Linked DNA regions of Mus musculus: regions 2, 3 and 4 are each linked to region 1. A link is a loop called in an ENCODE intact Hi-C map of the cell type or tissue named here. Cell type or tissue: left cerebral cortex. All regions are shown on one strand. Region 1 overlaps Ccnk (cyclin K). Region 2 overlaps Eml1 (echinoderm microtubule associated protein like 1). Region 3 holds the start of Ccdc85c (coiled-coil domain containing 85C). Region 4 overlaps Eml1 (echinoderm microtubule associated protein like 1).

What was found. Hi-C counts contacts between places; a loop is a spot of excess contacts. Peaks named below come from ENCODE experiments on the same cell type or tissue, not always from the same donor. Only the 100,000 strongest peaks of a DNase experiment are listed, where the experiment ranks them.
Region 2: a loop joins it to region 1, with 3 times the contacts of the local background. A loop is called at or near these places in 3 of 42 quality-filtered maps.
Region 3: it touches region 1 in a loop (2.5-fold over the local background); 7 of 42 quality-filtered maps call a loop at or near these places.
Region 4: it touches region 1 in a loop (2.8-fold over the local background); 7 of 42 quality-filtered maps call a loop at or near these places.

What each region holds. Positions count from the first base shown.
Region 1 is chr12:108,201,969-108,209,968 of GRCm38, forward strand. It overlaps Ccnk (cyclin K), which reads left to right. Exons shown (of 12, transcript NM_009832.2): 12 at 108-1,391. The coding sequence ends at 733. Ccdc85c (coiled-coil domain containing 85C) reads right to left here. Exons shown (of 6, transcript NM_001159910.2): 4 at 5,866-5,961; 5 at 5,154-5,252; 6 at 1,632-4,466. The coding sequence ends at 4,377. Among named protein-coding and RNA genes, the nearest start is that of Ccnk, 26 kb to the left of the region's middle. In left cerebral cortex, CTCF peaks have their summits at 2,663, 4,872 (motif pointing right) and 7,243 (motif pointing right); DNase peaks (open chromatin) are centred at 4,870 and 7,229.
Region 2 is chr12:108,525,900-108,533,899 of GRCm38, forward strand. It overlaps Eml1 (echinoderm microtubule associated protein like 1), which reads left to right. Exons shown (of 22, transcript NM_001043335.1): 16 at 1,798-1,865; 17 at 4,405-4,493. Among named protein-coding and RNA genes, the nearest start is that of Evl, 25 kb to the right of the region's middle. In left cerebral cortex, a CTCF peak has its summit at 3,535 (motif pointing left); DNase peaks (open chromatin) are centred at 2,690 and 3,523; H3K27ac peaks cover 643 bases.
Region 3 is chr12:108,274,235-108,282,234 of GRCm38, forward strand. It overlaps Ccdc85c (coiled-coil domain containing 85C), which reads right to left and starts at 1,159. Exons shown (of 6, transcript NM_001159910.2): 1 at 104-1,159. The coding sequence starts at 899. In left cerebral cortex, a CTCF peak has its summit at 3,590; DNase peaks (open chromatin) are centred at 548, 719, 1,375, 1,985 and 2 more places; H3K4me3 peaks cover 2,837 bases; H3K27ac peaks cover 1,614 bases.
Region 4 is chr12:108,507,788-108,515,787 of GRCm38, forward strand. Eml1 (echinoderm microtubule associated protein like 1) reads left to right here. Exons shown (of 22, transcript NM_001043335.1): 7 at 1,299-1,448; 8 at 2,390-2,459; 9 at 4,034-4,144; 10 at 5,188-5,283; 11 at 6,591-6,725; 12 at 7,329-7,428. Among named protein-coding and RNA genes, the nearest start is that of Evl, 43 kb to the right of the region's middle. In left cerebral cortex, a CTCF peak has its summit at 3,453 (motif pointing left); DNase peaks (open chromatin) are centred at 1,331, 2,981 and 3,408; H3K27ac peaks cover 1,426 bases.

The DNA of each region.
Region 1 (8,000 bases):
CTAAAAGCTGCTTGGTCCTCTTGGTACCAGAGCTTCCTACTCCAAAACAGTTGGGCTAGCAGCTGTATCATTCATCTGGCTGAGCACTGACATCTCTTTTTCTACAGACCGGAAGCCTCCCCTCGCCCCTGCCTTAGGTGAGGCTGAAGCAACTGGTCCTGTGGAAACAAGTGATCTCCCCAAAGTCCAGATTCCCCCTCCAGCCCACCCGGCCCCTGTGCACCAGCCCCCACCATTGCCACATCGGCCACCACCCCCGCCACCCTCCAGCTACATGACGGGGATGTCCACCACCAGCTCCTACATGTCAGGAGAGGGCTATCAGAGCCTGCAGTCCATGATGAAGACGGAGGGCCCCTCCTATGGTGCCCTGCCCCCAGCCTACGGCCCACCTGCTCACCTAACCTACCACCCCCATGTCTATCCCCCCAACCCACCTCCACCTCCTGTTCCTCCACCCCCAGCCTCCTTTCCCCCACCCACCATTCCTCCCCCTACCCCAGGCTACCCTCCCCCTCCCCCTACCTACAACCCCAATTTCCCACCCCCACCCCCACGCCTGCCCCCAACTCATGCAGTCCCTCCTCACCCTCCTCCAGGCTTGGGTTTGCCACCAGCCAGCTACCCACCTCCAGCTGTCCCCCCTGGGGGACAGCCCCCTGTTCCCCCACCCATCCCCCCACCTGGTATGCCACCTGTTGGGGGGCTAGGGCGGGCGGCCTGGATGAGATAACGGGGCGCCCCCCCCTTTGTTTTAAGAATTGTTTTCCAACCAACTTGAAGAATAGACTGAGGGGGCGGCAGCAGGGCGCCTTGTATATGCTAGACAGTTGCAGTGTGGGAGGGCTGGGCCCTGGCATGAACTGTGTGCCCTGGGCAGTGCCTGCTGTGGTGTGATCACATCCAGTCCCCGCTGCCGTCTGTGTCCTGCACGGGGCTACTTTAATACTAGTGAAGATGTTAAGTAGCCACATTGGCTCAGTTAATAGCTTCAGTAAGGAGTGACTAACCCTCTAGAAATCAGTGCCTAATTTTCCTGAGAACTAACTTTTGGTATCCATGTCCTCCTGTCTGCAGTCTGGCTGTTGTTCTTCCATTCTGTGGCTTCTCTCTGTGGCCCCTAGTAGGTGAGGTGACTCCCCACTTAGCTTGTAACTCTGTCCTCTATTGTCATCTGGGGGGCTGCCTTGACGGGTGGCTGTCTCCTTCCCTCCATGGAGAAAGGAGGTGTGTACTTGGAAAACAATGTATGTTTACATCTCTTTGCAAAGTCTTGTACATAGAGAGATATTTTTTAAGCGTGAATGTAACAACATACTGTGAATTCCATCTTGGTTACAAATGAGAATCCTTCAGTCAGTTGCCCGAATAAAATCAGTTCTGAAACTACCGTTTATGTGTGAGTACAGCCTCTCTCTCTACCTCAGTTGATCTGTCCCACGGCCTGTGCCTCCTTTGGAGGACCTGGTGTTCTGGGCTACATGAGCTTCTAGAGCTTCTATCAGGCTTAGGACCCTCATGTTCCTGACCTGACAGTAGCCATGAGTGGTCTTTCCTATCCAGGGTGGGACCAGCTGCCCACCCAACAAGCCGTCAGCTCACAACAGGAAAAAAGCACTACACACTCGGCTCCGAGGCTCACAAAGAGGCCTTTATTATCTAGTTCAAAGTAGACACTGTCACAATCTTATGTTACTCCTTTTACTAAAATAGTTCAAATCAATGCTTTTACCACACTATCAAAAGTTCTATTTTTTTTCTCTCTCCACAAATCAAAGTGGTTCGATAGAAGGTAGAAACGGCCGAAGTGCACAGGCTCCAGCTCTACACGGCCAGGGCAGGAGGGGCAGCTGCAGGTCTCACCACCAACTCCTATAGAAGACCGGCCCAGGGCAGAAACCAGGCACTCCAGCCCCTCCCAAAAGCAGCACGCTTTCCCCCACAGTATGAAAATAGACACCTCTGCCACTCTGCAGCCATGCATTTTGTTTCTTAAAAAAAAAAAAAAAAAAAAAAAAAAAAAGATCAGTAGTATGTATCTCACTTCCTCTCAAGTTTCAAGAAAGAAAAATGAAAGGTCACTTTGTCTTGAAACACTGGCGCGTGGCTGTTGATCGCAAATGAAGATGTGCTCAGCAGATTCTGACTCCGGGGAAGGCCAGGCCACCCTAGATGGGGCCAAGTGACCTGTCACAGTGGGGACGGGGGTGGAGCCAGCACAAGCATATTGTGAGCTTGGGGTGGAGAATCAGCACTGCAAAGGCTAAGGCTCCAGAAGGGAAGGGTCACGGAAGACCACCTGCCCTCCCTGGCCCCGGGCTCAACTGGGTTGCTGCTGGCCTCTCCTGTTAGGTTTGAGATATGACCCAGGCTGTCCTAGGGAAGCCAGCCTACTGCCGAGGGCTGGGGTATAGCTTGTCTCTCTCTGCCTGCACAAGGGCAGAGGAGCCTGTGAGAAATTCTCTTTAGATTCCCTGGATGCCCTGCAGCACTAGGGACAGGATCTTTCTTGTCTTCAGACTCCAAGAGCTCTTACTTATTGCTTATTTCAGAGGTGGCTGAACTGTCCTGATACAAATGTGACTGGGACTCTCTGACTTGGCTCCCACCTTGTGTGGGCCACATACCTCAACATTATTCTGCGGTTTCTTGGCTTCAAAGAACCAGGAAGGGTCTTGCCTGCCCAGCAGCCCACTTAGAAATACCCAGTACCAGCTGGGGCCGGCAGATGGAGTTGCAAGTTCTATCGATTGACCATCCAGCAGCTCCTAGAAAGAGCTTCCCAGTGCCACCAACAGCCGGAGCAGTAGGCCGGTCCCCTACAGCCCCTGCGCAACACTCCCTGGGCACACCGAGGGCCATGGGCCTTTCCCCTGAGAGTGTGGGACCCAAGGGTGTGGGCAGCAAAGGTGCTGGGTACCACCCAAGGTTACGGGGCCTGGGCTTGTTGGGGAGCAAGGATGTCACCCACCTTCTTGGCCTGTCCCCTCTGCTCACAGGGTTTGGGAGGGACCTGAGGCAAGGACAAGCTCTTTGGGCTTGCTGCATGGGGCTCTAAGTACCATTGCGTGAGGACAGCTGATGGGTGTGGATGTAAATACACGGAACTGGCGAAGCCAGCAGTGTGGCCAGGGCCTCCTACAGACAGCATCTGCATGGTTCACAAAAGCACCTCACTCTCCTCCAACCACACTAGAGAAAACTCCTGACAGCCATGTGCCGCCTTCCGGCTGAGGCGCGAGCAACGTTCACTGAAGCACGCATTTGACCCCCCCGCCCCCCCCCCGCCCCCGCCCACAGGTCCCTTGGAGGGAGGGGCTAAGGCTCAGATGTGACCTGTGAGGAGACAGCATGACAAACAGGCTGGCCTAGCATGTTCCCAGTAGGTTGCCACATGAGCTCTTCCACTGTGAGGACAGAGGTCCACAAAACTGGGGTGGTTTCTAGAGTGAGCAAGAGGCAGAAGGAACGGCTGGGGGCCCAGGGAAGCTGAGTGGCTGGCTGAAGGCCACACAGCAGATTAAAGCCAGAACCAGGCATGCCCCCATCCTTCCCAAGGAAACCTCATCAGGGGATCAGGGGTGGCTCCTTGTAGCACACGGGCGGGGGGGGGGGGGGGTGCTCCGTCACATTGACAGTGACCCTGGGCAATGGCCCAGTTCTACCTGCCCATTGAGAATGCTGAGCCTGGCTCAGACACTCTCCAGGACTTTCCTATGTTGCTGTAAACCAGAAAAGGAAGCCTGGCAGGAGAGACCTACAAAGTGGCTAAGCCTGGCATTGGTGAGGAGACGTCACTGAAGGAGTGAATACTAACGAGGAGAAGCTGGCTTCGGGGTGGCTGAGCACCGACCCCCAGGTGACAGGGAACCCTGAGCTCCCAGCCAGTCATGGACACACGGGACCCAGTGCTCTGTGACCCAGGGTCCTGGCTCTGGCAGGGTAGCAGAAAAGTGCCACCCGCGTCACGATTCAGGCTCCGGTGGCATCTGTCCAGTGTAAGGGACAGAGAGTTAGAATACTTGTTGAGGGACCTTCTACCAAGAGCAGGCTACCTCCCAGACAGTCCCTTGGCTTGGAGTCTCAGAGGCTTCTTGCTGACAGAACATGGAGCTCAAACGGGGAGCCAGGCTGCCTGGCCACTTGGCTGCAGCGAGCGGGCAAGCGAGCAGTGGCTTCTCGTCTTCCCAAGGTTTGCTGGTGAGGGAGGCAGGAGGTGGAGGCCTGGCTGTCAGCATCACACCAGGGCAGCCAGGGTAGGCCGTGTCCTATGTACAATTCACCACGGAGAAAGACGGTGGCTGGGCCGGAGTTTCTGCCAGGTCTAAGGCCTCAGACTCCAGGCAGGGCCAGTCCACGTCCACGGAGAAGCGGCCCTACAATGGCCCCTTGAACTGATTACCAGACAGGTGCTGCCGGATGGAGGGCTTGGTGCTGGCGGCGTCCCCCAGTTTCCTCCAGACCACCTGTGAGGAGGCGCACAGCATCAGTGAAAGGCTCGCCCCAAACCTACCCACTGGTCGCACCTACCTACCTACCGCCTTACCACCCTGTGAAATCACCCATGTCCTCAAAGCCTGGGAGCTGGAAGAGAAAGCTGAGGCTACCACAAGTTAGGAGAGGTGCTGAGACGTGGCCTTTGCCCACTGTCAAAGTCATGCTTGAGCCCCTGGGTGTGAACTCAGCCTTGAAGATGTCCAGTGGGGTCCACAGACTTGGGAGACAGCATGAGGTGCACCTCAGGGCACCCCACCCAACCTAAGCCCCACGACCAGACCCTGTAAACCCACTCTCCTGCAGGCACCTATGAGGGTCCAGTGGAGATGGCAAGAGGTAGAGAATATTCTACGTGCATGGCCAGAGGCCACCAGGGGGCACCAGTGAGCAAAGAAACCAGCGCTCAGGCTCTGTCCAGACAGAGTCCCAGGCCTGGCACCACCGGGGAGGGATAGATCTGGTCAGGGGCCTCGCTGAAGGGTGAGGCATGGTGGGTCTGATGAGGCAGAACTCCCAAAGCCAGTCATCCTCCCCAAGCCATAGCTAAGCCAGTGAGAAGCAGGTGGCCACATTCCCAGGGCCCAGGCCCAGCCCCAAGCCCAGCCCCAAGCCCCAAGCCCCAGCCCTAAGCCCAGCCTGGGAGGAAAGTGCCTCACGTTGCACATCTCTCGCACGATGGCCTTCTCCTTCTCGCTCAGGTCCTCCTCACAGCTGTCTTGAAGTTGCCGGTCAAGGTTCTCATGTACTTCCAGAACCTGAAGAGAAAAAGCAAACGGTCACGGGGAGGCCAGCAGAGAGCTACCAAGGGAACTGGAGAGGCTGGGCAGGGGTGTCAGGTGGGCTTGCTTCAGGCGCCAACAGAGGATGTGACCGACAGCCTGTGCCCATCCACGTTGGACACGGCAGTCACTGCCAGCTCCCTCTGTGACTGAGTGTCCCTGCACAAGGGTGGGTGAGGTCCATGGTATACACACAAAGGAAACGGGGAGAGCCCTGGTGCGTGGTTGAGCTCTAGACACCAGAGTCCTGAAGCCTGCACGCTTGTACCTAGAGGCATGAGGCTGGCCTGGACCTTCCATTCCAGAGTCACTCCCAACCTGGGCCTCTCTTTGGCCTGAGGGAAACACTTGCCCTCTGATACTGGGTCAGTTCCCTCAGCAGCAACGCCTCAGGCAGAGCACACAACTGACGAGCCCAAGACTACATTCAGCCCAAGTCCCAGGGGCTCCAGGCAACTCTGTGTCTCCAGACGCCAAGGGGAAGGGACACATCGTCTCCCAAACCCCCAGCTCAAGTGGCCCAAGCTTGGAGATAGCACCTGTGGGTCCCCCATCCTGTGCTCAGGAGGAGACAAATGGCACGTTTTACCTTCATGGCGTGCACGACAGCCTCGGGTTTCTGTCCTGCCGAACTGTAGACGGTGGACGGGGGTGAGGGCAGCTCGGGTACGGGGCAGGCTGGGCCCTGTAGAAAGAGCAGCACAGATGAGCCCCACACCCCAAACCTCACACCCCCCGTGTCTGGGTCCTGGACACCTGTCACTGGATGAACACCAGTTTGAGTTATGTGGAGCCAACACCCAGGTAGGAGGAGATAGGGGTCGGGGTGGGGAGTTGGAGGAGAAGAGGCAAGGGTAAGAGGCAAGGCTGAGAGGCGGGTATCCTAGGAGCTGCTATCTGCCTGGCTGGTCCCCATGCTTCCTGGCCATGCCACCTCTTCTGCAGATGACATGGTGGTGACTTGCAGAACAAAAGGAGGGGAGCGGGGAACACAAGAGCATGCATGTTGTTCTACAGGTGTAGCATGAGCGTCTTGTGGGAGCCAGAGATTCATGTCACTCAGCAGGCGGAGGGAGGCTCAACCCCACTGCCCAAGTCCAAAGCCCACCCAACCTATCCTAAGCCCTGCTCCTGTCCCTTGGCCCAGTCCTGGCCACCTGGGTGGTGAGTCAGCTACCGGCCACATGTTCAGGGTAAGAGCTGAAGACAGGCCGGGCTGGGCCAGGAGGGGACCCAGTCCTTCTGAAGCTGACTCCGCCTCCCGCCAGCTTCCCTTCCTCCTGATGACCATAAGCAAGGCTAAGGCTATAATCGGGCTATAATTATGGAACGCAGGACAATCAAGAAAACACCAAGAAGTGCTCCAGGAACGAGTAGGAGGGGGAGTGTCCTGTAGCCAGAGCTGTAACCTGGTGCCTGGGGATCAGCCTGAAGACAGAACTACTTACCCCCTCTGCAAGACCTGGGCCCTGGAGACCGCTCCCAGCAATCAAAGAAGCTGACCCAAGAAGGACTGAATCCTGTCCAGCTATGGCCACCATACAAGCCCAGTAGGGATTTTATGGTTGTCCTCAGTTAGGCCCAGGGCCTTCCACTGACAGCCTGTCTGCCAAGCCCGTTTCTCTCAGGCCATCTGGCAAGGAAGCTTACCAGGGTCTCACAGGCTGATGACAGCTGTGCTGGCATAGGCATGGAGCGATCTAGGAAAGCCAGAGTTGGGCATGGTCCCTTTCACTGGGACTTGATTCTGAGCCTTAGTTTCCTCCCTTCCTGTGTCACATGTCACGGGAAGCATGCAGAACACGGGAGAATGCCCAGAGAGTGTGTCTCTTAACTCCAGCCCAGGCTGCCTGTTTAGGACACGGGGGAGCCGGATGGGGAAAGGGAGTGGGTGGTGTCTTGCCTCCTGGTCTGCTGCCCGAGCTAGGCTGGTCTTGAGCAGAGGCCACACTTCCCCCACCGGCCAGCAGAGGGTGCCAGCCAAATGAATAAAGAGAGGTCTGGTCCTAAAATGTCCTGTGGTGCCCACACCCCTCCCCCTGCGTACTGCCACCCTGTCGTAGGGAAGACCCTATCCCCAGTTTGTCCTGATGGACCTGGCCTGCTTCCTCGTCTGTCCCAGTCTCTAAGGGACGGCTAGGGGCCCCTCCAGGAATCAGCCATGAGAGAAATGCAGGAGGCGAGTGGGTGGATTGCTATGCAGTCCGGCCCTCCGGGCTCAGATCGCCCCCAGGCAGCAGGTATCAGGGAGGACAGGGCCTGAGGCTCGGAAAAGGATAACGGCCATTGCTCAACTCTTAATGACTGGTTAGAGTGACTGAGGTATTGGGGTTAGCGTTGGGCTTAGCGTCACTCAGGCCCACGGAGTCCTCCCAATCACCAAGGCACCCGGGGCAAGTCAGTCCTGAGGGATTAAACAAACAAACCCATCCCACAGATGAGGGCAGTGTGCTTGCCCAAGTCAGCTGGTGGGCATGAGTCTAAGCCTGGAAAGACCAGCTTTTTCCAAGGTGCCTGTCCACGCCTTAACGCTCCTCCAGAGGCTGCACATACGCACCCACTGTTATCTGGGAACTTCCAACATTTGACATTTGACCTTGCTGCCCTATTGAACCCTGTGCACCTTAAGGAGACCGGCCCCGGGTATGGAGGAGACAGTAGCGGGCAGTGACAGCACTGAGGGTCAAGGTGACCAGCTGGGCCCACAGCCTTGACCTTTGAGCC
Region 2 (8,000 bases), 320 kb after region 1:
TTCAAGCATTCTTACCCATATTATTCTGAACAGCAGCAGGAGTTAGCGTTTCCTGGCAGGGCTGTCAGCGCTCCTGAGAGCAGGGTCTTAATGGACCAAAGTGCTAGAAAGCCCCGTGAATATCCCGTGTCCTGTGACGGCACATCTTACATAGGTTACAGGCCACACTGAGAATATGCAGCTTCATCTCTCCCTCTCTGGAGTTCGGTGGCAAAGACATCACATTCATTTTGAACTTCACAGGGGAAACAGATTTCTTATCAGAGAGTCAAAAATCCCTTCACTGTGTGGAAATCAGGCCTGTATTCTTGAGCTGTTGGCACCCCGGCTGTGAATGCATCGTACAATACACACACACACACACACACACACACACACACACACACACACACACACACACACACACACACCCTAGACCTTCCGGTTGAAGAACTTTAGCTTTGCTCTGACTCTATTGATCAGGAGATGGGGAAGGGAGTGGCAGAGTTACTTGTAAAGGTCACGGAGTTAGTAAGCAGGAGCTAGGGGTGACCCTGTGATTAAGGGCACCAACTGCTCTTTGCAGAGGACTGTGTTCAGTTCCCAACACTTACATGACAATTTGCAACCGTCTATAACTCCAGTTCAGGATATCTGACACCTTTTTCTGATCTCTGGGGCTTACCAGGCATGCCCATTGACGTACTTACATGCGTTCAGGGGAAACGCTTGCCCACGTGTAAAGCATGTGGCTCAGCCACCCAGCTCAGGCTGACTCCCAAGCCCAGGCCAGGTTGTTGCATCGCAGCACCATGAACCTCAGGCAGCCTTGCTGGGTTGCTTGTGTCCTGACAACTCACACACCCCACCTAAGGAAACAGCCCTTTTGCCGTATCATCCCTTCATTCCCTGGAAAGCTGCTGGTATGTCCAACAGCCCAAGACTGGCTCCGGTGCTCCTGTCCTCCACTTGCAGTGAAGGCTGTCACAGCTGAGCACCGGCACTGAGGGTAGGCACTCCTACAGCAGAGGTCGTCAGGGACAGCAACACCCTTGTGGTTCCGTGGACACAGCTGCCTGCTGAGCACCCTGACGCTCCACCTCCCTGCCCCTTGCCAGACAGCTAACTGCTTTGACCTAACAAAACTTGGGAACCAGATCTGGAACTCTAACCCTGCAGTGTCCCAGACCATCTGTCCACCCTCCCCGAGGCTTTGAATGGGACCCTTAGCCTCTCCACGCCTCCATATGAAAGCAGCTGTGTGGTTCTGGTGAGCTTGTTCACAGAAGCAGCTCGTTGGGTTTGGTCTCGGGCACTTGGGATCTGCCAGCATATTGGCTTAATGATAGCTACCTCTTTAGGAAGTGGTTAAAGATGGTGAGGCTGGCATCTGGAATCTCTATCTGCTCTTGTGGTTGCAGTTTATCTAGTAGCATCTCTGTGGCTCCAATGTCCACTCCTGAACTGGCGGTGGTCAGTACTCCCAGATAAACCAAGCACACCTTTGACCAGCTTCCTACAGGGCCAGAGGACAGAGAGAGATCCGGATGTGCAAACTATGGCCCAGAAAGGAGCACTCACCTGCCTGCCTTTTGTGATTACTATAGATAGGACAGATTATAGGATGGACAAAGAAGTTCCAAAGGCAGGCATATGTTGTGATGGAAGTGTGACAGGGACCCAAGTGGGCCTGCATCTCTTGTAGGGAGAAAAGAGGCTTTTCAGAGCTGTGGAGTCTGAGAAGAGCAGGGCTCCGGTGGGTTTGTGCTGTCTTGCTCTGTCTGGCCACATATTTACATTTCCTTTAAAATATTCTAGGATCCAGCTCAGTCCTCTGGTTTTCATCCTTCCGGGTCTGTGGTTGCAGTGGGGACACTGACTGGGAGGTAAGCATCCACCCTACCTGCCGCTGCCCCGCAACAGCCTATGCCTGCAGAGTTGCAGGGAGCAGTTAGACGGCTGAGCCTCCCTGGGGCGGGGGCAGTGCATGGCAGCTCTGGCTGCATCTTCTTGGTTCCAGTCATTTACTGAGCATTCAGTCAAAACTCAAAAGCGAAACTGAGTCCTTCCCAATTGAAACCTGGAGGAAAGCCGGATCTGTCAACACGTCTCCTCCCCAGCTTCACCCTCACCCCACCCCATCTGCTTCCAGCTCCAGAGGCTCTAGAAACGCTCCCAGAATTCTGCTCTAGAGCAGTGGTTCTCAGCCTGTGTGGGTCATGACCCCCAAAGACCATGGAAAAACACAGATACTTATATTATGGTTCATAACCATAGCCAAATTACAGTTATGAAGTAGCAGTGAAAATAATGTTATGGCTTAGGTCATCACAACATGAGGAACTATATTAAAGGGTTAGGCAGGTTGAGAACCACTGCCCTAGAGCCGACAGCAGGAGCCTCCGCTTTTGAAATGGGCAAGAAAGCATTGCAAGACCCCAAGAAAGGAGGCCCTCTTTCTCAGCTAGAGAGGCTTTCAGCACTGGGGAAAGTTCCCAGATCCTGGGCCTCATGTTCAGACTCAGCCTCCTCTCACCAGCCTCCTCCACCGTGGGGTGGGCAGTAGATCTGTGCTTGTCCCCCAGCCTCCCCCACGTAGCAGCAGTGAGCCTGTGAGCCAATTACATACACTCTCTGACTGTCTTTCTAGTCTCTGAGATATGTTGATACCACCAACACCGATGACTGAGAAAGCCATGTACACAGGGACACTGCCTAGCAGGTGAGAGCCGCGGCTGGCATCACTGTGTGGCAGTGCTTGACTGTGCTTCTGTGTAGTCTGACTCAACAGAGCAGCCCTCAAGGGATGTGGGCCGAGACCCCTGCTGGATGTCTGGAAATGTTGGCCCGGAACCCGTATAACCTAGCTCTCTCATACATGCCTGTGATGAGACTTAACCGAGTGATTCGGCTCAGAGAAAGCTGAACAACACTAATGGTCAGAGGACCCGTTGTGGCCTTAGACATTCTATGCCTATGGTTCTGTATCCAGATGTCTGGTTGTGCTGGACTGCTGCCCCTGCTCCCTCCTGAGGAGAGGTCAAAGGACTCGGTTCCTTACGGAGATGACATGGACGGAATACTCTCCTTGGAACAGACACAATGTAAAAGTTATGAAAAGTGTCTGGATTTTTCCATTTAGTATTTTCAGGACTGAGGTTGGCGAAGAGTAAGTGGAAGGACAGCGGAGCAGCTCCCTGGCTGAGGAGGGAGCTGAGGAGGGACTGAGTATGTTGTAGCTCCAGGTGTACAATCTGAGATGTTCCCTCCCATAGTCCTTTGCAAAAGAACAAAACAACAATAACAACAACAAAAGGCCCGTTGCACTCTGAATCTGCTTTTCTACATGTGGGGACAGCCACTAATGCTTGTGGGGAGCTTGGGACAGGGCTCAGCAGTTAAGAGCCACAAACTGCTCTTTCAGAGGACCCAGGTTTTGTCCCCTCCCGTCCCCCCCTCCCCCCAACCCACATCAGGCAGCTCACCACCATCCATAACTCTTGTCTTTCTGGGAGATCTGGCACCCTCTGCTGGTTTCCTCTGGCACTGCACTTGAGTACAAACGCCCACACACACTCTTGTACACACGTAGGGACTCACCCACAAGTATACATACCATCTTCCATTTAACTCTCTTTGAGACATCAAAGCTTTAATTCAGCAGGCCCTACAAGATAAACATCACCGTCGTCGATCTGCTGACAGATGGCGTGTGACAGAATTCGTAATTGAAGCATCCTAGGGTGGAATGGATGGCACTTGTGACCTAATGTTACACTCGCTGATATATGACCTAACACTAGCACTCTGTGTACATCTCTGGCTAAGCCCAGTGCGTGTGTTATGTGCCAGCCTCACTGAGATCAGTGGGATGTCTAAGGTAAATGGTTGCCAAAGATGCAAGAAATCCCATCTGGAAGCAACATATAAGTTCCACGAAGCTGCCCTGGGTGGGTAGTTAGGCCCAGAAAGGTATCGAGGAAGGCAGTATCTCTGCATCTGTCATCCAGGTCTGAGATTACAGTAGCCGGGAGTCACAGCCATGGCCTGTGAGCGGCATTTCCGATACTTAGCACACCATCTCCTCACTCTGGCCCAGAGCTCTAGGGCAGGCACCTCATGCCCACAGCTCTCTGCTGCAGCTCCTATATGCCCTCGTGCCCAGTTTGCACACCTTCCTGCCCATAGCTTTCCCACTTCCCATGCACATACAAGTCCCAGAGAAAACCATCAGTGCTAACTTCTGAAGAGCTTCGAGCGTTTGTCAATATCCTGTTCCTTTCTGTAGAGAAAGCTGTGGGGGAGGGGGTTTCTTGAGTAAGAGCTGAGTGGGTTTAAATGCCCCGTGGCAAACAGACTTCTGCTGTTGAAACAGCCTTGCATCTCACCAAACAGCTCACAGCGTTTCTCTCATGTTTATGACAGGTGGTTTGTGTTTGACACGGAGACAAAGGACTTGGTCACCGTCCACACGGATGGGAATGAGCAGCTGTCCGTGATGCGGTATTCTCCAGGTCAGAATCCAGCTTTCAAATTCTCACAAAGAATACAGTTTTGTACAAGAAACAGGTTGACAAAGCTCCACCAAGGGACTTAACTTAAGCATGTGGTGTGTAGGGCTCACTAGACAGCGAACCTTTTCGTCACTGTGCAGCTGTGGTTTAACTTTGTATTACAAATCCCCCGCCCGCTGTCTAGTCCTCTCTGTTTTTCCAGACAGGGTTTCTCTGTGTAGCCCTGGCTGCCCTGGAACTCACTCTGTAGACCAGGTTGACCTTGAACTCCTAGAGATTCCCCCTGCCTCCACCTCTCAAGTGCTGGGATTATAGGCGTGTAGCCTTACACTCCACTTATCTTACAGAAAATCTCAAACACAGAATTAGACAGGGTGTCAGGGTGAGTCTCCCACCTCATTACCGCTTGGAAGGACCACTCTGCTACCTTCATGGCCCTCCAAGGTACATGCCATTAGTGCATTACAAACATGTAGTTCAGAGGTTCCTGGGACTAGGGAGACGTCTCGAGCCGCCGCGTGGGCCGTGCAGGTGTGAGTCTCGAGGATCTGTCTCCCAGCCCTTTTGATGAGTTTATTCTTCTAGATTTGTTCCTGTTATTTTTTTTAGTGTTCGTGTGTGCACCGTGGTGCCTGGGCATGTGTGGTTTATGTATGTATGTGTGGTTTATGAGTGTATAAATCCCTAGGATCTTTCTCATGTGATGTTAGATCATCTGTAAATAAAATGTTTGCTGTGTCTTTGGATCTAGAGGCCTTTATACCTCTTTCACTGCATAGCTGGTTCCTCTAGTAAAGTGTGAACAGGGACGGTCAGGCCGACTCTCTTGTTTTGTTCTCAGTGTTTCCTCTTCAGGGACAGAGATACCATTTATCACGAGCATGTTCTCTACTGTCTGGCTTGGTCTCAGCATAAGAAGTGTTGGAGCTTGTCAAATGCTTTTCTACGTCTGTCAAGATGGGAAATGTGAAAAGAAATTGAACCTTGTGTGGTTGTGCACATCTGTAGTCCCAGCACTCAGGAGGCAGAGGCAGGAGGAACTCTGGGAGCTCAAGCCCAGCTTGTTTTACATAGGGAGTTCCAGGACAGCCAGGGCTACATAGCAAGACCCCGTCTTTAAAAAAAAAAAAAAAGCCAGCACTCGGGAGGCAGAGGCAGGTGGATTTCTGAGTTTGAGGCCAGTCGGGTCTACAAAGTGAGTTCCAGGACAGCCAGGGCTATACAGAGAAACCCTGTCTCAAAAACAAACAAACAAACAAACAAACAAACAAAAAACAAAAACAAAGACAAAAGGTGGAAAAGGTGTGTTTGTTCCCTTTAAGTGTGGCAATATTAACTTTCCAACATTCAACCAACTTCACATTCCTCTAATAGGATACTGTTGGCATGTTTCAGGTCTTTTCTAAGTTGTTCCTATTTTGTGAAGGGTTTTGCATTCAAGTTTGTGAGGAGCGTTGGTATGAAGTGTCAGTTACTATGATGTCATTAGTACAGTGCTATTGGCCTTATAGAGTGTGATGAGGCGCGTGCCTCCTGTGTTCTGAGCGTGTGAAGTATAATTATAGGAAGAAGAAAAGGAGGGAGGGAGGGAAAGGAACAGAGAAAGGGAGAGAGGGAGAAGAGAAGGGTGAGAGTCTGGAACTCACTAACCTTCTTCTGACTTAAACCTTCCATTCCTAAGGGCCCAGGCCTGGGTCACTGCGCATGCTGACATTTAGTAACCTTCCGACAGAATTCACGTGAATTCAGAGACAGCGTGGAGCTATGCTTTGTGGGTGGTATTTGTGTGAACACTTTGGTTTGGTTTGGATACAGGGTCTTTTTTTTTTTTAAGATTTATTTTTATTTTATGTATGTGAGTACCCTGTCACTGCCTTCTGACACACCAGAAGAGAGCATCAGATCCTTTTACAGATGGGTGTGAGCCACCGTGTGGTTGCTGGGAATTGAACTCAGGACCTCTGGAAGAGCAGTCAGTGCTCTTAACTACTAGGCCACCTCTCCAGCCCCAGGGTTTTGATATGTAATCATCGCCGGTATACACTTGGCTGCGGTGGCCTACACCAGCCTAAGACTTCTAACAGTCCATCCTGCCTGCTGGGACTGTGGGTGTGCACCACACATCCAGCTTTGGGGAGGTTTTTAACAGCTGAAGTGATGCCCTTTAAAAAATATAACTGGGCTAGGCATTGGTGGCGCACGCCTTTAATCCCAGCACTTGGGAGGCAGAGGCAGGCAGATTTCTGAGTTCGAGGCCAGCCTGGTCTACAAAGTGAGTTCCAGTACAGCCAGGGCTACACAGAAAAATCCTGTCTCAAAAATAAAATAAAATAAAATAAAAAATAAATAAAAAATGTAACTTTATTTTGAGTCTTTTGTTTTTTCGAGGCAGTTTAATGATACCGGTCTATTTGGAACTTGCTTTGTCTGCATTACATAATTTGTTAGCACTGACATGTACAGCATTTGATTATAATCCTTGTGGCTTTTCCAGGGCTACTTGCAAGTAGCCTGTCTCTCATCCTTGATGCCTGAAACTGATGTCCCCTCTCCCATTGGCTCAGTCAGCTAGACAAAGCTGACGTCAGTCTTGCTGAATTCTGTTTGCAATGAGCCAATTCCGTGTGACACTGGTGGGTTTTCATACTATTTTTCTGTCCTGGGATTTATTTCCTTTTTCCCCCTCTCTGGTTTATTTATGTTGAGTTCCTGCTTTTCCACTTCTGAAGGCAAACACAGGTTATTTATGGGATAGCCTTCTTTCCTGGTACCGATGCTTGAAGCTATAAACCCCCCCACTCCCCGCCTGAGCCCTGTCTCAGACATTTGATGTGTGTTTTCAGCTCGCAGACGCTTCCCAGTTCCCCACGTGCATTCTCTGTTCTCATCTTTGTATTGATTCTGTGTGAGGTTGTCAGTGCAGAGGGCTGCGGTCATAACAGATGAAGTTAGCGCAGGGACACGTCCTCACTCCATTTCCACAGCTCCCTGGCCCTGCTCAGAGGCAGCAGGGTAGATGTTCTTCCCAGCACCCCAGCTTCTGTGGTATCCCTCCCCCAGAAAATATGCCTGCCCTCTCTCCCTTCCGGCTCTCAGACTGTTTAGGCTGTTTCAATCTTGCCCTCGTCCCTATTTTGCTAGGACATCCTAAAATACCATTTCCTGAGCTATACCACCCTGTGCAGTCTTCCTGTGGGGACAGAACTCGGTGAAGTAGTGGTGTATGCCAGTGGCTGCCCGGGACTTTCCAAAGGCTGTCTAGTGAGCCTGGCTGAGGGCTGTGTACAGGAGTCTGCACATGCTTCATGGACAGGGATGGCTGGTCAGCAAGAGCCAGGACCTGCCTGCAGCAGGCTGGCTGGAGGAACCTGTCATCCCTCACTCCATCCTCTGCACCCCTCCCAAAAACTTGAGGCTGCCACTCTGATGTTGCCTCCTGCCTTCTCTCCTGGTCCTGCTCAGGAAATGCTGGCAGTTTTTAGACTAGTCTCCAGGCTCCGCGTTCTT
Region 3 (8,000 bases), 72 kb after region 1:
GAAGGTGCGACCCCACCCCCACCCCGCACCTGTGAGGTCTCCAGAAACTACTACTGCTTCACGACAGACACCCATGGGCTTCCGATCCCGGCGAGATGCTTACCGTGCAGGCCGTTAGGGATGCTTCGGTGGTGCGGCGGCGCTGACAGGTCATCCAGAGACCGGCGCGTGGCTCCGGCCTTGCCGTCCGGAACCTTGTGCGGCCCCGGGGGCAGCAGAGCCGCTGGGACGTGGTGGTGGTGGTCCGGGCTGCCGCCGCTGCCCGCACTGGACGTGCTGCTGCCGTCGCCAACGTCGCGGGCCCCCGAGCCCGCTGCGCTCCCCGCCAGGGGCCCGCTCAGGCTGGCCTGGCTGTCGATGGAGCTGCGGGAGCCCGCGCCGCCGCCGCCGCCGCCAGCGCCCCCCGCCGCCGCCAGCGCCGCGCGCTCCTCGTCCAGCAACAGCACCAGCTCTTTCAGCTCCAGGTTCTCGCGCAGCAGGGCCTCCTGGCGCGCCTCGAGCTCCCGTAGCTTCTGCTGCGAGCGGGCCACCTCGTGCCACACGGCGCCGGCCGCGTGGCGTCCGAAGCGCTGCCACTCGCGCGCCAGCTTGCGCCCTTTCTGCCGGTCGTCGTCCAGGAAACAGCAGAGCTCACGCAGCTCCTGATTGTCGTCCTGCAGCCGCTGGTTCACGTCCTTGAGGCCGCGGATCTCCAGCAGGTGCTGCTGCAGCCGCCGGTTCACGTCGCGCATCAGGCCGCCGTGCTCCAGCATGAGGCCCACCTTCTCGCCCTCGGCGCGCCGCAGCCGCCGCGCCAGCTCCTCCTTGCTCCAGCGCAGCAGTTCCTCGTCCGGGACCTGGCTCAGCTCCTCCGACGCCGCCGCTGCAGCCGCCGCCGCCACCGCCGGGGGCTTCGCCATGGCGGGGCCGTCACCGCGGCATCGCCCTCGCCCGCGCCGGGCCGGCGCTCCCCGCGCCGGGGCTTCTCTGGGCTCGGCCACGCGCGCGCGGGGGGCGGCTGGGGACGCGTGCGGCCCGCCCTTCGCCGCCTCGCGCTCCCTCCCGCGGCCCCCTCTGGGGTCACCCGAGAGCCCGCGCACGCCTCAGGACTGAGGAACCGGGACCGTGGCTGCGTCGGCGGCCGCGGTGCCCCGGCTCTCCGAGCTCGGGCGCAGCAGGCGGAGGCCCGCCCCCGGCCCCGCTCCCGGAGCCCCAGCTGCCCCGCCCACCCCGGGCGGAGAGGGGGCGGGGCGCCGCCGTTGGGCCACGCCTCCGAAAGGGAGGCGGTCAGAGGAGTGGCAGGCCCCCGAGGTCCCCCTACGCGGTGCGCCGGCCCGCCGGGCGCCCTGCCAGAGGCGCGCTCGAGCCACGGTCCCGCCCTCCCACAGGTCTGATTGGCCAGGTTCGGGGGTGTGCGGGAGGGGCGGGGCGCGCGCGGGGAGGCTGAAAAGATGGTATCTTCCAACCGCGGGGCCTTGCACCCTCCTCCCCCCCACACTCCCGGTTCAAGTTTCTTCGCCCGGAGGACGCGGCCTGGGCCAATCCCAGGACTACAAGGGGTTTTAAAATGCAGGTAGGGCTAGGGGGTGGCGGGGACCGGTGGGAAAGGTAGGGCAGGGCTTCCCTTAAAGGCGACGCGCGAATTTACGCGTCCCTTATCCGGCCAGCGTCCCTGACCCTCCCTTTCTCACCCTTAATAAACAGATGCCCACCCGGCGAGCACAGCTCTCTCCCTCCCTCCCTCCCTCTCGGGGGCACCAGAGTTCGGTACAGTCCGAGAGAGGAGGAACAATAGGACCCTGACATGGGGGGTCGGGCAGGGCTGGTCTTTGTCCCTTTCCGGGCCACCGACCAGAGCCACCTGGGTCCCTGCCTAATATTGCAGCGGGGCTGTCTTCCCACCCCTAGCCCAAGACCGTGGAGCCTTGCCAGCCTTATCTCAGGGCCAGATCTCTCTCCCTTCTTCCCCTGACGTGGTGGGAGCCGAGGACCTGCCCTTTTCCCAGAGCAGTTCTCCGAGCCCTTCCCTTCCGCGCACTACACCGCTAAATCCCTGGGATTGGAAGAACATGCAGTTCGCTAGGTGGAAACCCCTGAGAAAGGCGAGGGAAGGTCTTCCACCCTGGCCAGATAGCTGGGGTCCATAGGTACTCAGCGACCGCAGAACCTTCTTCCCTCGCCCCGCATCGCTGCGGAGCATACGGATCTTCCCACACCTATAAATCCCGTCCCCTAAGCGCATTTAACAGCGCTTCTGCAGCCAGCGGGCCGAGGGAAGGATGCGTTTCCCCTGGACCTACAAGGAGATAACCCACTCTGCGCGCGCACAAACCGGGGTAAGCTACCCGGGCCTGGAGCGCGTGCCCGCGCAGCAGCTGACATCCCCCTTTTACAGTTACTCAGCCGTTTACTAAACCACCTCATGTGCCCTCTTACACCTTCCCCATCCCGGGGGAATTCTACCGGGACAAGAGGCCACTGCTCTCTGAGGGCACTTGGCATTCTTGGGAGGAGGGAGAGAGTACAACGTGAGAAGAATCGGTGAGGCTGTCTGCAGCGCTATGCGGGGAATTCAATTGCCTTAGATCTGTGTTCTGGGAGGGACCTAGGAGCTAGGACCTAAACCTGAGTGACAAGGACAAAGGTAAGCCTGGAGGCCGGACAGGTGAAAGGAACAGCAAGTGGAATGGCCTTAGGGTTGGCTTGTTAGTGGCCGGTTCGAAGGGGAGGAGGGGCCGGCGAGATGGCTCCGCAGGTAAAGGAGTGTGAAGCCCAGCCTGACAACCTAAATTAATTCCCAGGACACAGTGATGGAAGGAGAGACCTTACTCCCTCACGTTGTCCTCTGACCTCCAGAGTGGGCAGTAGCTTACATAAACACTCACACAGAAAGAATGAAATGTAATAATATATTAAAAAAAAAAAAAAAACAAGAAAGGGTGCCGTAGATGGTGCGGGACATTAATCCTAGAGTTTGAAGGCAGAGGCAGGGGTAATATCTGAATTCCAGGCCAGTGAGCTACAGAGAGTCTGTCTAAAAAAAAGAAAAAAGAAAAAAGAAAAAGAGAAGAAAAGAAAGGAAAGGATGAAATATGAGGTCTGAGCTCAAAAGGCAGGCCCATGTGTGACCTGAAGCTGGAGTCTTGGCTGTCTTGGCTCCCATTGGTAAAGGGCTGGGAACCACACAGGTTGAGCTAATTCAGTCCTCCTTCCCCCTCCCTCCTGGTAAATGAGCCGACGGTCGAAAGGGGTAGGAAGAAGATGAGCCCCGGGGGATGCCGAGGCTGGCCACGTGCACTCAGCACCAGGGAGTCAGCTGAGTAGAGGGGCCTGGTGCTCTGCAGACCCAGCACAGCACACTTTCAAAAGGAGGGGACTTAGGGTCCGCACCTGGGGGAGGCTGCAGATCTGCTTTCAACCCCCAAGTCGCAGCAGCAGGCTCCCTGGAGGATCCCCACAGAGCGGAGACTGAGTGGGTTAAGGAGTTACTCCATTGAGACTGCAGGGGGGAGGGGCGCGGTGAGCAGAGCACACACCAAGGGAACACTTCGGCTCACCAGGGAAATTGCTGAGACAATTCAATTTGTACTGAGCTCTGTGGCTGCCTTGTGTCTCCTTGTGGTGTTCCTATGGCCTGCAGCCTCTGCCTTCGGGTCCTCCAGGGTGACAGCTTCAGTGGAGAAAAAAGGAAACCTTCATCCAAGCGGTGATTCAAATCACCTACACACTACGGGGCCAGCGGAGCCTGGTGAGGGGGGGCTCAGTGGGGGTGTAGGAGTGGGAGGAGACTGTTAACCACCATCCTTTCCCTGGAACTCTGAGAGCCAACGATAACAACAGCAGTAATAATAGCATGAATGACAAGTTCCCCATAGCTACATGAATAGGGTACCCTCCCCTTCTGTTAACCTGCCCCACCTAGGGCCTGGAGTACCTCCTTAGTGCTGGACTAACTAACCAGGAGTAAGTTGGCCAGTTACCCATGGGAGGGAGGTGTAGGAGGAGGGTGTGACTGGGATGTCAGGAGAAGGTAACCAAATACCTTCCCCAGCCCTCCTCCTGTGAGGCCCAGTGTTGAGGGTCACAGCTGCTGCAGGAGTCGGTAGCAATGGCTGTCAGGCTCAGAGGGCAGTCCCACAACATAGGGGTTCGCTTAGGTGCTAAGTTCCAGGCTCCGCATGCAGCCTTTGAGACCGGCTGTGGATATCCCTATGACAGCTGCCAGCTGCTCCTGCCATCCAGCCCTGCAGCTTCCAGATGCTCTGCGTGCCAGGCCTCGGGTGCTACCTCAAGCCTCAAATCTACAAAATCTACAAGTAGCAGTCCAACACACACACACACACACACACACACACACACACTCGGGCACTGCAGCGATCCGAGACCCAGCTCTGGTGTCTGAATATTTCATGCTGCGGTGGGGGGGTAGGGTGTTGGGGGGGGGGGCAGGACGAATGTGGCAAAGCCCTTAATTGTTAATGTGGCTTCTGCTGGCTCCAGGCCCAGCACTCCCGGCCCCTCCTGTTGGAAATGGCAGAAATGGCAACAATGGATGGTAATGACTCCTCAAGCCCCTCAGGTCTTTACGCCCTGCCCTGTGTGAGGCTGCTGCACAGAGATGTCCAGTGTCCTGCTTGCTTACCACACACGCCCCAGTTCTCGCTCAGTGTAGGACCTGGGAGCCAGGTGAGCAAATACTGAAGGAGAGAACAATGGCCTTGCATCTCTGGTCTCACGCCACAGTGTGTCCCCAGGCAGTCACAGACACACCTTGTCCCCTCAGCTTCTAGATCTGTAGCTAAACTTGGGATCATTCATTCCTTCTACAAAACGGGAGAGCCTCAAAGCACACCAGGCTCCAACCCTAGGCCATTGGATGACGTAGGCGGGCACTGCTTGCCTAGGGAAAGGTTGGGGTAGAAGGAGGAGAGCTGGTGAGTGTTCCAGACTCTTGCCTATGAGACTTTGCAAACCTATGCAGTGAGCTGGGTCCTGGGTCCTAAGCAAGGTCTCCCCCGACACCAGGAGGCATCCATCTTGGCCTCTCAGTTGCCGAGAACCTGTATCAGCAAGTCAGGGCCCCAAGGCAGCAAGGGGACAGATGAACCCCAAAGGTCTCAGCCCCGAGAAGCTCATGTAGTGAAACCCCCAACCAGTACCCCAGAGCAAAGACGCCCGAATATCTGGGGGAGCTCAGTAAAGAGGACTGGGGTACTCTAGATGGCCACGTTCTCTGGCCAGACTGGAAGGAGGCACACTCATTTATGTGGGACAAAGAGGCCTGGCTTTAGAGCACTGGTTCTCAACCTGTGGGTCCCAACCCCCTTGGGGGCCTAGTGGCTTGTTCACAGGAGTCACCTAAGACCATCAGAAAATATAGGTATTTACACTATGATTCATAACGGCAGCAAAACTAGAGTTATGAAGTAGCAATAAAAATAATGTTTATGGTTGAGGGTCACCACAGCACAGCGAGCTGTATTAAAGGGTCACAGCGTCAGGAAGGTTGAGAGCCCCTGCTTTAGAGAGCTTCCCCTAAAGATCCTCAGATTCCCTCAAGTGGTCCCCAAATATGTTGCCTAGGATGTAAGTATCTAGGGACGGTGGGACCTGGAGTTGGTGGTGTTGGCTGCCGTCTCTCCATCAGATTCCCTTGTTTATTGCTCCATAGCCAGCATCGCTGCGACATGGGAGAAAGTAATTGATGATGATGATGACAAAAAAACAACAACAAAAAAAAAGCCAGGCATGATGGCACATGCCTTTAATCCCAGCACTTGGGAGGCAGAGGCAGGCGGATTTCTGAGTTCAAGGCCAGCCTGGTCTACAAAGTGAGTTCCAGGACAGCTAGGGCTATACAGAGAAACCCTGTCTCGAAAGAAAAAAAAAAAACCTCCCTGGGCTCATGGACATAGGACCCCACAGGAAAGGCCAGCACAGCAGAGAGTAAACATTTTATACATGTTGCAGAATTTCAGAGCATCAGGGGGCAAAGAGATCCTGGAAATAGGGAGGGGATGGGAAATTGGGGAGAATCGCAGTGTCAAGAGTCAGAATGAAGCCAGGTGTGGTGGTGCACGCCTTTAATCCCAGCACTTGGGAGGCAGAGGCAGGCAGATTTCTGAGTTTGAGGCCAGCCTGGTCTACAGAATGAGTTCCAGGAGAGCCAGGGCTACAGAGAAACCCTGTCTGGAAAAACCAAACAAACAAAAGAGTCAGAATGACAGGATCCTGCAGCCAGCTCCACAAGTTACAAGAAGCCAGGCTAATGGGATCCTCAGCTGTGGGAGCCTAGATTAGGACTCACGTGATCAAAGGTGGAGGGAGAGTAAGACATTTTCACACCTTTTTTTTTTTAATGCCTTTAAAATTATCAAGGGAGCACACCTGCGTGGAGGTCAGAGGTCCTTGCAGTAGCAGAATCTGGGCGGGGCGGGGGGGGGGGTCCAGAGGTTCAAATTTCGGTGGTTAGGCTGGATTCAGTAACTTTACCCACTGAGCCATCTCACCAAGCCTTCTTTTAACTCCTTAAAGCCTAAGCCAGGCTGGAAATGAGACTCAGAGTGGAGCACTTGCCCGGCATACACAAGGCCCCAGCACCACGGAAATCGCTCCTGGTATTGCCCATTTATAACCCGGTTCCCCAGAGGTGGAGAGTGCAGTCCTAAGCTCAGGGTCATCCGAAGCTACCTAGGGAGTTTGAGGTCAGCCTGGGGGACCTGTAATCTCCAGGCGCTCTTCCTCTAACAGGAGGAATTTGGGGCCAGGTGCTGTGTTTCCCAACCCTCAGGAGGTCACCAGTTGCAGGTTCTAGGGCAACCTGGGCCACAGGGGAAGACATTTTGGCTGGAGTGTGGCTCAATGGCAGAGCACTGGACTGCCTTTACAAGGCTTTCAGGACCAGCCAGAATGCACACAGGAGTGTGGGAGGATGTGACTCACAAGATAGTTCCCAAGGTGAGGGTTCTACACCCAGAAGGAACCAAGCCGAGGGTTCTACACCCAGAAGGAACCAAGGCAGATGAAGGAACTGAATGACTGAGGCTCCAGTCAGAGGTGCCAGGGAAGGGACACCCAAAGGAGAACAGAGACAAATTCAGAGAAAACAAGCCAGACGATTAACCCCCCAGGTTAAATACGGACAGTGGCCAGGGAATGAAGACCCATGAAAGGGGGCAGCTCGTGGCTCAGCCGGCCACACACGTATACAGTGCAACATACAAACACCAGTCAAAGACTGTGATGTAGCTGAACTGAGAGGGGGGTAGAGAGTGGGGGCAGGGCACAGAACACACTCCTACAAGACATAGGTGGCAGATGGGTAACGCTGGAGAGACAGAAAAGAAGTCAGCCCAGGCACGGTGGTGCACACCTTTGATCCCATCACCTGGAAAGCAGAGGCAAGCAGATCTCTTGAGTTCAAGGCTAACCTGGTCTACAGAGCAGTTCCAGGATAGCCAAGGCTATACAGAAAAAAAAAAAAAAAAAACTGGCTAGGGGATGGGGGTCTGGGGTGTGCGTGTGCAGTGCTAAGAATGCACTGTTTATTTGCAAATAGTCCTGAGGTAAGCACCTAAATATCAGAAAAACTTCTGGTCCAGAAGCAGGATCCCAGGCTGAAGGGGGAAGAGGGTTTTGTTAGAAACTAGCTCTGAGCCCAGCGTGGTGGCACACGCCTTTAATCCCAGCACTTGGGAGGCAGAGGCAGGCGCATTTCTGAGTTCGAGGCCAGCCTGGTCTACAAAGTGAGTTCCAGGACAGCCAGGGTTATACAGAGAAACCCTGTCTCGAAAAAACAAAAAAGAAAAAGAAACTAGCTCTGTAGACTAGGCTATCTTCAAACACAGGTAGACCAGGCTATCTTCAAACACAGAGATCCCTTGCCTCTGCCTCCCAAGAGCTGGGACTAAAAGCACCCACTACAGTGCCCACCTATGATGGTAATTTCATTCCTGAAACACTGACCTGGATGGTGAGGGCACACACATTTAATCCCAGTGCTTAGGAGGTAGAGGTAGCCA
Region 4 (8,000 bases), 310 kb after region 1:
ATGTTGATTTAAGTTGGTGCTGCCGAGCCTTCGCTGACAAGAATTAGTATTTGAGATGGTGGAATCATATTCATGGAAATCAAAAGATTAGAAGTTGTTTGGCCATCTATTTTGGCTCATGCCGTGGTAGGGGATCTGCCTCTTCTTTAAATTGAGTAGTTTTAAAAATCTAATCTGGAAAATGTTATTCAAAGAATGCTTCCTTATTTGTGTTTTAAAAGACTCGAAACAAGAAAATTTGCTCCAAATAAATGGCATTTTGGCAGGGTTTTTTTTTTTTTCACTCAAGTTTAAGTAACACTTTGCTCTTTTAAAGTACACATGTGAAAATTTTTAACACTAGGTCAATGAGAAGGCTCAGTGGCTAAAGGTACCTGCTAACAAGCCTGAAGCCCTGCGTTCAGTTTCCAGGATCCACTTGATGGGAGGAGAGGGCCAACTCCTGCAAACTAATCCTCTGACTTCACTTGTACACAGGCCCCTGTGCCCCTGTGCTCTTGCATGCACACACAATAAATAAGGTGTAATAAAATTTAAAACCATTGATAATTATCCCCAAAATTCTGGGGCACCATTAGTTAATTCATTAACTTAATTAACAGTTACAGGTTAATTAATTTTGAAACCTTTGTTACATTTGAGTGACATTTGTATTCTTTATAAGTACTTGTATCATTTCAAAGTGATGTTTAATAAAAAGATTTAGCTCCTAGATTGCAGACAGTAAAAGCTGTTTGGCTCAATAGCTTCTAAAAATCAAAAAAGTCTTCATTTTAAAAAAAATGTTCATACCAGACCTGGTGTGTAGCCAGACATGTCTGTGACTCCAGAGCAAGGGAGGTTGAGGCAGGAAGATCTGAGCTAAAGCCAGCCTGAGCTACCCCGTGATCACCTGCCTCAAGCACAGCCTGAGAGCATTTGCCTAACACGGGAAAAGCCCTGGGTTCAATTCCCAGCACTGCAAAATGTTGTGTTCATATTATTACAGAGCACTTAAAATTTGTCTTTAGGTATGTAGGTACTGAGGTCCACTGGGCACTGAGTGTCAGAATCTATTTAATTTTGCTGTTGTTTGAGACATGGCCTCTCTCACCATGCAGCCCCAGCTGGCCTGGAGCTCACAGAGATCTGTTTAGGCTCACAAGCACGCGCCACTGCACCCAGCACGTTCTCAGTTCAGCGTTGTCTAAATTGGTTAAACTGATAGCACCATTTCACAGCATCTTTGGGCCTGTTGAATGAAGCGGTAGTTCTCCAGCTCTTAAAAGCAAAGGATTTTCATCTTGACATACACTAAGCTACGGGTACCGGGGGCGAGACTGTCGCAATAACTTGTACTTGCTCCCGACCGGGGAGACCGTGTACTTCATTGCGTCTGTCGTGGTGCTTTACAATGTGGAGGAGCAGCTGCAGAGGCATTACGCGGGCCACAACGATGACGTCAAGTGGTGAGTCCCCACAGACAGGTCGGCAGGACATAGGTGAACTAGCCTTAGCCAAAAGAATTCAGCATCAGGGCACAAGCCAGGGGTGGGGTGGTGCAGGGCTCTGAAGGTGCAAAGCTCTTCTTTCTATTCGCCGTGTTGTCTTTGGGCTCCCTAATTCTGCTCTCTGTGCTTCTATGTGACCAGATTATCTGAGGGAAAAAGCTTCAGGAAGCTTTCTTAACATCCTGAATGTTAAAGACTTCAAATTGGGTCTCTAAGTTTAGAAAAACGTGCTTTGTGTGCAATGGCAGTGGTGGGCGGGGCCTGGGTGGTGGGCGGGGCCGGGCCGGGGCGCAGTAATTTAAAAAAAGAAAAAGAAAAATTTATAAAGTTTAAGAAAAAAAGTTTAGGCCGGGCGTGGTGGCACACACCTTTAATCCCAGCACTCGGGAGGCAGAGGCAAGCAGATTTCTGAGTTCGAGGCCAGACTGGTCTACAGAGTGAGTTCCAGGACAGCCAGGGCTATACAGAGAAACCCTGCCTCGAAAAATGAAAACGTGCTTTGCTGTGTACATAGGTCTGAGTCTGGCATGCCTATGGATCATAGTATAGCTTAGGGAAGACCTTGCAGTGGGTAGATGGGTTTGTGGTCCTACTGACATGAGACGTCTTTCCTAATTAACACACCCAAAAATGACTTGTAGAAAAGGGTGGCGACTAAGTCAGTGGTTCTGAGAAGGAAATGCTATTTTCCCAACAAAGGATGCCTTTCCTTAAGGTTGGAAGTTCCCGAAAGGAAATCGGGCATTCTGATGAATGAAATAGCATTTGCTGGCTAAGGTAGTTGGGGTGAGTCTGTTAGAAGCTAGGCAGTGTGGATTTCTTATGTTTAAACTTTTGGAAGATTGTAGAAGTAAAGTGCACCTTTGTGTGGGGTTGTCTGATAATTATCCTTATTTTAGCCTAGCGGTCCATCCTGACAGGATCACCATAGCAACGGGACAAGTGGCGGGCACATCTAAGGATGGAAAGGTGAGGTTTCCTCCTTGTCTTTCTGACTTTGATAAAGACCTGGCGACAACCTCCTGGCGACATTGCTGATGATGAGTCTGCCTGGTCGTTGTAGTCACAGCATTTGAGAACCATTGGGTCCTCACCAGGGGCTCTCACTGCAAACTGAATGTTCCATCGTGACCTAAGCCCCACCCTGAGCTTCCTCATAACTTCAGCCAGTTTTAAAATAGCATTGCTGCTGGTTGGGATGGCACACATCTTTAACGCCAGAGTTCAGGAGGCAGAGACAGGCAGGTCTGTGGGCTCTGTAACAGGACACTGTCTTTAAAAATAACATACAGCAGCCACAACACATTAAAATCGCATTGTCTTATCAAAGAATCGATCAGTTCCTGAAATCCTTATCTCCATACATGATCAACACGAAAATATACCAATCTAAGCAGCAGAGTTAAAATCACCAAGTAACCATATGTTATGGGATGTCCTTGACTGTGGGTGCCTGCCAGTCATTTCTTCAGTGGGTGGACTTTATGCCTTGTGCTGATCACAGAGGCTCCTGGGAGCTTCAGGCAGACAGACTGCAGACGCTTTAACAAGGCTTCAGTCTGGCTTGGAAGGAAGGAGGTGAGGAACCTGACAAATAGGAGACGTCCAAGCTGGCATCCACGAGTGACTGTCATGTTTTATCAAAACTCTCACAGCCTCTTAAGTCCCTGTTTGTACAGCTTTGTCCCGGTGTGAAGCTAATCAGGACAGGAACCTCCATTTTTTTTTATCAATGTGTATCTGCCTAGAAACTGCTCTCTTATCTGAACAGATGTTTTCATGATACCAAATTTTAGCTGTTGGTTTCATGCTGTTCTCTATGAGTGTTCCACACTTGCAAAGATCGATAACAGAAGCCAGGCTGCTGTTATGTAAACTCACATAAGGAGCAGTTGTTCATGTTTTAAAAAGAAGGAAACCCTGGAAGAACTCTTTGAAATTAGAAACTGTTTCTTCCGCCCTCTAGTGGCACGAAAGTGTATTTCCATTTTTGGCATCCTGATTGAATCCTTACTATAGAACTAGAGAGAGATTTACAGCTGTCTGAGTAGACTTTTTGACCTGTGAAGAAACCTAGAGAGACCACATGCTGGTGTCTGGTGCCTGGCAACTGGCTATTTGGGGACAAGGCTAAACAAGAGCAAGGTTTGCCTATCACTTGCCTGCCAGCCGGCACAAATCCAAACCCTTTCGCGATGATGGATCTGTTGACTGCACTGTGGTGCTATTTGGTGAAATGTCGTTTCTAAAATTTAGAGAAATGCAAATATACAAAAGGCGTGTCTGTTCCTCTGGTATGGGTGTTGGAGAGTGGATAGTCAAAGTTTAAAACTTGAGAGCCTTCTCCCGACATCTCCATGGTTCACGGGCCTAGAGTTTCCTTAGGTCACTGCGAATGTTTTCATTGAGTTGAGTCCTCAGATACAGAAAAAAGACTTTGTTTGGCAAAACCGAAGTCACTGTCAAAATAATTTTATGGTTCCAAGGTAAAGAGAAGTAATTACCCAACAGTCACAAATGATGGCTGTGTTCTTTTCAAACAGCAACTGCCACCACATGTGCGCATCTGGGACTCTGTGACACTGAACACTCTGCATGTCATTGGAATAGGCTTTTTTGACCGGGCTGTCACCTGCATCGCATTCTCAAAGTCTGTAAGTATGAGAATGTACAGGGACACATTTCCGACCAAACATTTCTAGCCACCAGGCTTCCAGCCTTTCTCAAGGCATGCTAGCCCAACACACCCATCCTCGAGCCACTCGCTCGTCCGTGTACGCATCCTCACATCAGATGTCCCTGTTTGTGTGATATTCTTGTGCTTTGCTCTGCATATAATCCTAAAACAGCCGTGGGCCTGGCCAGGAAAGCCGGCCTCAAGAACAATGGAGTATGCATTCCTCATCTCTGGTATAATGGACCCTTGGTGTGTGTTGGGGGTGGGATGTGCAGGCAGGTGGGGGGTGAGCGTGCATGTGCGTTCATGCAGAGGCTGCAGTCAACCTCTCCTGTTGTTCTTTACCTTGACTTTGAGACAGCGTCTCTCACTGAGACCTGGGCTCTCTGTTTAAGCCAGGGCAGTTGGCTAGAAAGCTCTAAGCATCTGCCTGCCTCTGCATCCCAGTGTTGCCATTAGAGTGCACACCACCACAGCCCAGCTGCGGGTCCTGGGGATCGAACTTGGGTCCTCAGGCTTGTGCGGCAAGCTCTTTACCAGCTAGGCTCTTTACCTAGCTCTGTAATGAGCTCTTAATTAAAAGTAAAATAATCAGGGATAGAGAGATGGTTAAGAATACTGGCCTTCCAAAGGACTCGGGATCGATTCCCAGCACATACATGGCAGCTCACAGCTGTCTGTAACTCTAGTTTCAGGGGATCTGACACTCTAATACAGAAATATATGCAGGCAAACACCAATGCACATTTTTTTTTAAAAAAAGTAATCCCCAGGCGGTGGTGGCGCACACCTTTAGTTCCAGCACTGGGGAGGCAGAGGCAGGCAGATCTCTATGAGTTCGAGGCCAGCTTGGTCTACAGAGCTAGTTCTAGGACAGCCAGGGCTACTTTCACAAAGAAACCCTGTTTCAAAAAAACAAAACCAAACCAAACCAAAAGTAAAATCAACGCTCATTTTTAATCGTGTTGGTCCCACTTGGGTCTCAGTGCAGTCTTCCTGCGAATCACTTTTTCTTGGCAGAACGGAGGAGGCCATCTCTGTGCTGTGGATGATTCCAACGATCACGTGCTGTCCGTGTGGGATTGGCAGAAAGAAGAGAGACTGGCCGACGTGAAGGTTCGCATGAGCCACTTACTGTGATGTCCCACAGGGCACTGCCTGCACAGCCAGCAGGCTCCAGGGCCACCCACAGTCCCCACCCCCATGAGACCCTGCCTAAGACCTGCCAGGGTCTGTGGAACTCTTCGTTTTCCTTATTTCATAGTGCAAGCCTAATTTTAATTATTTTAATCATTTGATTTAATTAATTTTAGACAACCAGTCACTTCTTTGCTGGCTTTTATTCATATAACAAACCCAGGAAACCACTATGTGCTGGGCTGCCACCCGTGAGGAGGGCTGGAGGTGGTCAATGCTTGAGGCATGCTCAAGACCAGCCACTCTGTGGGACTGCAGGAGACATGGATACCAGCACCCCTGAGGTCGGGACTCTGCCTCAAGTCAACTTCACCCAAAACATTGAATTGACACACCTATAGTTCTCTCAATGCTCCCTTCTGTCAAGAGCACCCCTGGATTCCTATTTTCATAGATCCCACTTCTCGTTTCTCCTCTTGGCATCTGTCGGCCTCGGTTAACCTGACTTATGCAACCCCAGGGAAACTATCAGCCAGCCTTCTTTGCTCAAACAGCCTTACGGGAGGTTGCTCTCAGAAAGCCTTAGCTACCCAGCTTTCTGTCTAGTGTCTGGGATGCAGACAGGTGTTCTAATCGGATGTGTCTCCTGGCCTGACATTCTGTCTTCTAACATTGCCAACAGAGATGTATGTTGTTCACCCCTTGTGCCAGGTTAGAAGCAGCCAGGGGCAGAGGACCAGCCGGGATTAAGAACATAGAATTGAATCATTACATAGAAGCAACAGTCAGGGATTAGATGCGACAGACCAGGACACCAATCCTGGAAGTCAGAATATGGATTGAGCTCTGCTAGAGCAGCTGCCAGAGAGCCACCTCATGGGACCCCAAACTGACTTAGGTCGTTGATGCAGAAGCAGAAGCAAGAGAAGTGGGGGACCTGGCAGCCACAGTAAGGCAGGCTCACAGGGCTGCGGTACATGCAGAGTCCTGGGTCCTTCATAGGGACCCCAGTCACTAGAAAGGGGGAGGGGGTGTGACACCTGGATGTCACCACCCAAGGAGTGACCCCAGTGCTCAGCTAGTTGCAAAGCTGCCTTCTTGGTCCTTGTTGACATCTGGCTTCCAGCCACACAGCAGAAAACAAAGAAGAAAACTGGCAGCAGCCAGAATAACCGGGAAGGTGAAGTCGGTGGGGCTTGAGAGACTCAGTGCCCCACTCGAACAGTTTTGTTAAGCATCCTAAGAGGCCTGCGGCATTTGATGCTCTGCTTTGCTTTGTCTTAAAGTGTTCGAACGAAGCGGTATTTGCGGCGGACTTCCACCCCACAGACACCAATATCATAGTCACCTGCGGGAAGTCACATCTCTACTTTTGGACCCTAGAAGGAAATTCCCTTAACAAGAAGCAAGGGTTGTTTGAGGTAAACTGTGCCTGCCATTTCAGTTTTCCTGCATGGCACCTGGGAGGGGCTGGGTTATAAGGGAGCGCTGAGATACTTCAGTCTTAGTGATTGTTTTAGTGATAAATATGAAGGTGTAGATAAAAAGGTGCTCCCTTGGGGTTCCCCGTACAGTTGGGAAGTCCTCCGGTCTTGAGGATCTCCCCAGTAATAAAATGGAGATGGAGGTCCAGACCTCCTGGTGGGGCAGCTAGCTGCAAGGAGCCTGCATATGGGCACTGGTTGCTAGGGACTGGCAACCTGGCTTTGCTAAGGTAGACAGGACCCTGTCCATCATTCTATGCTTGACAGCATAGCCCCTCCCTTATGTCCCCCTTACCACCACCCTGCTTAAACTCTCTGCAGCTTTGGGCTTCATTCCCCAGCCATTGAGTTGTCCGGAATTTCTTTCTCCTAGAACAAGTACTCTGGAAGAACATGTCTCCTGACGGTACATAAAACTAAAAACTCCCAACTCCAGAGGCTGGCGTGGTCCAGCTGGAGTTGCTGGGACTCTAACTTAACACAAATAAAAGGCTGTCTTCGGTAAATAACATTCCCACACTTACTCATTACATTCCACAGAAACAAGAGAAGCCAAAGTTTGTTCTCTGCGTGACGTTTTCTGAAAATGGCGACACCATTACTGGAGATTCAAGCGGCAACATCTTGGTGTGGGGGAAAGGTAATGAGCAGTTCTCCTAAAGCCATTCAATGTCTTTGGTAATGCGGTGACTAAGACATTGGCGGTGGGGTTTATAGAAATGAGCTGTTGGAGTTACGAACAGGACAACCACTAAACTCCCGGCTACATAGGTGTGTTTGTGTGTGTGGTTTTAGTGAAACCATAAAGCAGGAGAAAACTGGGGAATGTTAAGAGTCGCTAACTTTGTGTATACCCTTGTGAAAGGTTTTTTAAGGTTAGGATACAATGATAAAGTTAATCACTTTGCTGTGAGAGCTGTTAGCAAATTACAACGCAGAAGTTATTAATGGCTATATAGCTGTGACATATTTGGGTCACTATTCTGATCCATATAGCATTTGACAAATGTTTCCAGAGTACTAGGCCCGCCAATACAGATGCGCACAGGGCAGCTCAGAGGCTGACGCATGCGCACAGGTCAGCTCAGAGGCTGACGCATGACGCATGCGCACAGATCAGACCTTTTTTTTTTTTTTTCCCTTTGGTTTTTTGAGACAGGGTTTCTCAGTATAGCCCTAGCTGTCCTGGAGCTCACTTTGTAGACCAGACAG